Linked DNA regions of Mus musculus: region 1 is linked to region 2. A link is a loop called in an ENCODE intact Hi-C map of the cell type or tissue named here. Cell type or tissue: left cerebral cortex. All regions are shown on one strand. Links, peaks and the distances in the headings refer to the core of each region. The heading gives the core; the rest is flanking DNA. Region 1 overlaps Ptprn2 (protein tyrosine phosphatase, receptor type, N polypeptide 2). Region 2 has its middle 16 kb from the start of Gm5441.

What was found. Peaks named below come from ENCODE experiments on the same cell type or tissue, not always from the same donor. Only the 100,000 strongest peaks of a DNase experiment are listed, where the experiment ranks them.
Region 1: it touches region 2 in a loop (3-fold over the local background); 2 of 42 quality-filtered maps call a loop at or near these places.

What each region holds. Positions count from the first base shown.
Region 1 is chr12:116,841,305-116,844,215 of GRCm38, forward strand. It overlaps Ptprn2 (protein tyrosine phosphatase, receptor type, N polypeptide 2), which reads left to right. Exons shown (of 23, transcript NM_011215.2): 5 at 1-102. Among named protein-coding and RNA genes, the nearest start is that of Gm31336, 86 kb to the left of the region's middle. In left cerebral cortex, for the core only: a CTCF peak has its summit at 1,694; DNase peaks (open chromatin) are centred at 1,281 and 1,804; H3K27ac peaks cover 308 bases.
Region 2 is chr12:117,352,031-117,354,941 of GRCm38, forward strand. No RefSeq gene overlaps it. Among named protein-coding and RNA genes, the nearest start is that of Gm5441, 16 kb to the left of the region's middle. In left cerebral cortex, for the core only: a CTCF peak has its summit at 1,162 (motif pointing left); a DNase peak (open chromatin) is centred at 1,131.

The DNA.
Region 1 (2,911 bases), core at 182-2,681, 510 kb before region 2:
GCCAAGACCCTTCGGCGCTATCTGCCCTACCTGGAGCTTCTGTCCCAGACCCCAACAGCAAATGCACACTCTAGGATAGACCATGAGACTCGTCCAGCCAAGGTGATGCTTCAGTCTCCTCATGGCCTGGGTTGTCTTTTACCTGTTTGTATGTTGTTTGTAGGGTACAGACATCTTTGCAGAGTGAGCAGTCTCAGTTCTCAGGCTCCCAGCAGCTGTCCTCCTGACTACAGGCTCTGGGTAGTATGAGAAGAGTGAGGCTGCATGCAAGGAGGTTCTGGACCCTGGGGCTGTGCTGATTCCAGGCACCACTGCAGGAAATCTAGTACTAAGAGACCAAGGAAGAGCTCTGCTCCCAGTCTGTAGGAAATGTGCTCAGGATAGGAGTGGAGACATAGCCCAGATGGCAAGAAGACAAGGGCATCTGAATATGGCTGGAGTTAGGTCTGGTACCTGGCTGGTCTGTTTTTAAATCAGCAATCCCTATATCCCTGGAGATTTCTAATTTCTGAAAAGTCACTGGTGGGGATATCTCAGGGCAACAGAATGACTGTCTATCTAGGATAGAGTATCAAGATGACATGGTGTCCAAAACAGTAAGGCTTTCAGGCTTGGGCTCTAGACAACTGTCTGTCTGTTGAAGGCAGGCTTAGGCACATGGCAATCACCATGCTATTCAGGACCAGACTTGCCTGCTAGGTCCAAGGTACAAAGTAAGAAACTGATAGGACTTCTCGTTTGGAGGCAAAAGCTTCTCAGATTATGAAGGTTATAACGAGTACAGCTGTTAGTGAAATGAATGTTCCTGGCTCATTCAGTCAGGATGTTAGAGTAAGCTTGTTTTGGAGCCAAGTCACATTTTTCAGTGGGCGTCTAAGGTGTCAAATTATGGTCACTACGATGTGCCAAAGGGTTCTGGATTCCAGAAGTCAGTGTTTTTGAGCCTGAGAACCAGCTCATCTCTAAGGGTGAGAGTGGGGATGGTGGGCAAGCTGGACTCCCTGGTGTGCGTGGTAGGCTTTTTGTAGGCTCAACAGCTCTTTCTAATGAATGTCCACAATGTTACTTCATTGGGCTGTGTTTTCTAAGACTGTAGTATGCTGCTAAGCACCCACATCTGGAGATTTTCCCCGAACCCGCACCAAGGCTTCCTCAGTCCTGAGCTTCCTCTGTCCTAATATACCTATCATACATACATAGCATACACCTATGCTGTGATCCCAGCACCAGCAGCTGACTCCCTGAAGGCACTTGAAGCCTTCCTCATGTAGAATGACAACACCATTTGCTCTGCTAGAACGAGGGCTTCTCTTGGCAGATGTCCACAAGGGGCTGGCATATTTTTCTAGATGATTCTGTGGGCTCAGGACCCATAGAGAGGAGAAGCAGTGGCAAGTGCTCATGTCCCCCACAGCCCAGAAAGAGCAGTTGGCAAGGGGAGCTGGCAGGGTGCGGTCAGAGTACCATGACACCAGTACCACTCACACTATGTTGGCTCCTGGGTTCCTTGAGACCACCACTCAGAAGGATGATCTCACACCACAGGTAGCCACAACAGTGCCAGTAGATGCCTGTAGCCCAGTCGTTTTACCCACAGCTGTTATTTCCCTTCAAAAGCTGCCCAGTGTGAACTAATGGTCATTATAATCATCCAACAGGGTGGCCATTTCAGAGCAATGGCTGTGAGTTATTCAGAGGCCGAGCGCTGGGGGGCACTTCTGGCTTACACATTCTTTTTTCTTCTGTATTCAGATAGATGTTTCTTCATATTTTTTTTTAAAGTGTGAAAGCCCAGAACTCATTATTTTCTGTTGAGTGCTTAAATGAGGAGAGAGCTGAGTCACATTTCTAATGAGCATCGTCTGCACAAAGCACAGAAGTGCAGCAGCAATCCAAGCTGCCGCAGGGCTCCGCAGCCAGCCTGGAACTAGGGGCTTCTCCTACCCCTCCCATCGGGTGACAGGCTATCTCTGTAGCAATTTAAACTGTAGCCACTGGTGGTGTTTCAACATGCATCCAATTTCTAGTGAATTGTTTACAAATCATGTTTTTTTTTTTTTTCCTGTATATCTATCCTGGAGAATCTGACTCCTGCATAGACAGAATTTTGATTTATTCTCTTTGAGACTGTTGGACTGATTACCTCATAACAGAAACCATGGGGAGTAGAACTTCCGTGCTCCTCCTAAACAGGCATGGCCAGGAGCCACTCTGATACATGCTTTGAGCACGTATAACTAAATCCACTCTACCACTGTCCCTGTGTTGTTAGTGGGGTGCCTACCTTCTTGCTTTATTGTCCAGAGTAGCACTGGCTCAGAGTCCTTTCAGGTGCTTTGCATAACATTAACATGCTCTAGTTTTACCCACAGAGCACAATTACATCCCCATTCCACATGCCACTGAAGAGGGCCAAGCTGAAATTCATTGCTTGCTGATACCATTAATTAATTTACTTTCAGGAGTATTTGAGAACATAATTAATATAAAGCAACTATAATGGGCTCTGAGATTGGAAAGATATGAAACTGCACCTGCCCTTCAAATTTTTCAGTCATATTTAATAAAAGAAACAACAAAAGTGTAGTTGAAATGGAGTAAATATAATACAGTAGTACAGTAATGGAGATAAATATGCAACGTGAAGGACATGCAGCAGGATTGGAAGGTAGACTGGGGGTATCCTGAGTGATAGGGCAGCTAGAACATATTTGTGGTTTAGGGACCTCCACAACCACCCATAGCATGGATAATTAGATGAGAGGCTGCTCTGCTGTTTCCAAGAAACTCCCTAAAGTTGAAGATGCAGAGTCCTAAGGATTTGGGACTCTACAAGTTGGAGCAACAGGTAAACCCCCTAGTAGGGCAAGGAGCTCCATGGGGACTTTTGGGATCATCTGTTATATGTCAA
Region 2 (2,911 bases), core at 109-2,608:
GTGCACAAAAGGGGAAGGCAGCCTTTAGTTTTCTCCTGTCGGGAAGCTGAGAAAATGACCTTTGACTCTTGCCTCTGCAGGGGGTATGGTTCAAGAGAGGTCATGAAGAAAGGCCCTGCGCCTCACACCCTCCCCTGGGGCTGGGAATCAAGAGAGGGGGGGCCAACCAGAGGGACCTCAAGCCTCTGAAAGACAGAACTTTGTTTCCTCACCCCAGGAAAAGTGACCCCTACACACAACCCATATCCCTGGAGCCCAGCTGGGTCCAACTGAACAAGGACGCCTCTAACTCTACAACCTAGAAATCAGAAACAAGGGGGGAAATTTTTAAATCCAAAAACTCAAGGACAAGGCATAGAATCAGGGAGCTTGTGAACAGGAGCAATCAGGACTCAGCCACAAATTGTGATGGTTTTGATTAAAGGACAAATTGAATAGCCATCTTCAGTCTGCTTCTCTCCTGGCAGCTTGGGACATAATGGAGTGGATTGAAGGGTGACAGGTGACAGGGAATTGGAGTAGACGGCCCCTGACTGTAAGTGTTTATTTTCAAAAGACCTGCCCTCAGCCTCCACCCCCAAGCCCACAGAACCAAGCAAACTGGGACTAATCTAAGGAGCCAGAAAGAGACGAAGAAGGGGCCAGCCTCTGCTCTGACAGCTACCAACTGAAAGACATCAGGGACATTCAGGCATTTTCTACAAAATGGAAGTTGTGATTTGTCTCTTGCATGGGACTTTAGAAAGATCACAGGGTATCCCATGGGCATGGTCCACAGAAAGGCTCACATAGTGATAGTATGAAAAAGATATGGAGCACTCATTCAGCTTTGCGTGGGAAGCAAAGAGCATCTATCAACCCTAGGACACAGAGTAGGCAATACCCATACTATCTCAAGTAGAGAACACTGTGCTGTTAAACCTAGACTCCTCTAGAGTCATTTGTTTCTCAGAAGCCACTGGACCCAAGTACAGGCTGGTTGTGAGTCTTCCCTTCCAGAGCCCTCTTCCTGGTACCCAGCCTTCCCTAGGACTTCCTAGCACCCACAATATCACTCACACAGGCCTCAGAGATGATTCAAAGGTTAAGAGCACTGTCCACTCTTCAATTCCCACAGACACATGGTAGCTCCCAGCCATCTAGACTGGGGTCTGATGCCCTCTTCTGGTTTGCAGGTGTAGTTGCAGATAGAGCACTCATACATAAGTAAATAAGTCAAGGAGGAGGAGGAGGAGAGGAAGAAGAGGAAGAGGAAGAGGAAGAGGAAGAGGAAGAGGAAGAGGAAGAGGAAGAGGAAGAAGAAGAAGAAGAAGAAGAAGAAGAAGAAGAAGAAGAAGCAGAAGCAGCAAGAGAGGAAGTGAGAGAGGAAGAGAAAAGGAAAAGGATATGGAATACCACTCACACCATGTCTGCTCTCTGCTCCACCATCCAAGAGTCTGCTGCAGTCTAGACCAAAGCAGCTATCAGCACTGCTTTTGGGCCGGTATACCAGGTCTGTAGCAGGAGACAGGTGCTAAAATAGTGACCATGCACCAAGAACTGTATATACCACAGAACTCTCAGGAAGTCCCAGAAGTTAGTACTGTGCTTATGCACTGGGGCATGGAGACAGAAAGCTGCTTCTCTCTGATGGGGCTAGAATTCAAACTTCTATCCACTGAGACACAAGTTTGAATCTGCCCACCTACCTTACTCAATGTTATACTCACAATCATTCATTCCCTAAGTTAGTCAACACTGTAGGCTGAGACATCTTGGCCCTCAAGGAAGACTTCAATTCTGGACCACATAACTACTTCCTGAAGGCAGTAGCAGTTGGTGGTGGGGGGGGAGGGGTAGCCCTGGAAGGGAGTGAATTCAAGTGTGGCCTCAACTTATCAGACACCCAGTCAGAAACCAAATCTGGCTCTTCAGTTGAGAGTGGTTAACTACATGTTCCCTGGAGAACAGTAGGATGGGACTCCACTGTCTATGCCATCCAAGGCTGTTTCCATAACCATTTGCCCAGAGTACCAGAAGGAGAGTTGACAGACGAGCTCTGACCAAAGGACATAAGAGCTGCTTCTGGGTCCCCTCTGAGTTTCAAGCATGGAGCTGGCTGGTGCAAAGGATAAACCATGAAGGATAACACAAGAAACCAGACACAAATGAGCACAGTGTCCTTGTTAGCAGGGGCACATGCCATGCACAAGAGGGCTGTATACCAGGAAGGGTGTGGTGCAGCCCAGGTAAACCCAGCTCTGTTACCTCCTTTTCCTCTTAGATTTAGAACACAGGGGGAAGGTACCCAAACTCTGGTGATAATTTTCTGCAGTCTGTCAATCAACTGAGGCTTCACATCGTGAGCCTCAAGGCTTCTCAGAGACCCCTCCCAACCAGGATAGAGGTGAAGCTGGCACAGGGGTTATTACCAGAGCAGCAGGAGGGGACCAAGCCAGAATCAAGGGATCAGAACCACGGCACAAACATGCTAGGCTTGGGAATCTCCACACTTAGATGGAGTGAGAAACAAAGGTGCAGGGGGTGGAGACAAGGTGAGGTGGAGGGGAGGACACGCTCCCAAAGATAGAATTGAATAAGTCCACAGGACAATGGTGAGCTGGCAGACATTTAAAAAGTAAAATGAATACATTTTTACAGAGGCAGACAGGACAGCTTTGTTCCATGGAAATGTGGGAGAGTGGGGAGGGAGCAATCTCTACCTGCATCAAGGTGCACCATACACAGGTATGGGGATTCACAAAGCTCCACACATAGAAGGCTGTAGTGTGTGTGTGTGTGTGTGTGTGTGTGTGTGTGTGTGTGTGTGTGTGTGTTTGAGGGGACGGTGTCTGTACTTTGTTCTGTTTTTATACAGGGTCTTACATAGCCCAGAATTCATTATGTAGGCAAGGACAACCTTAAACTTCTG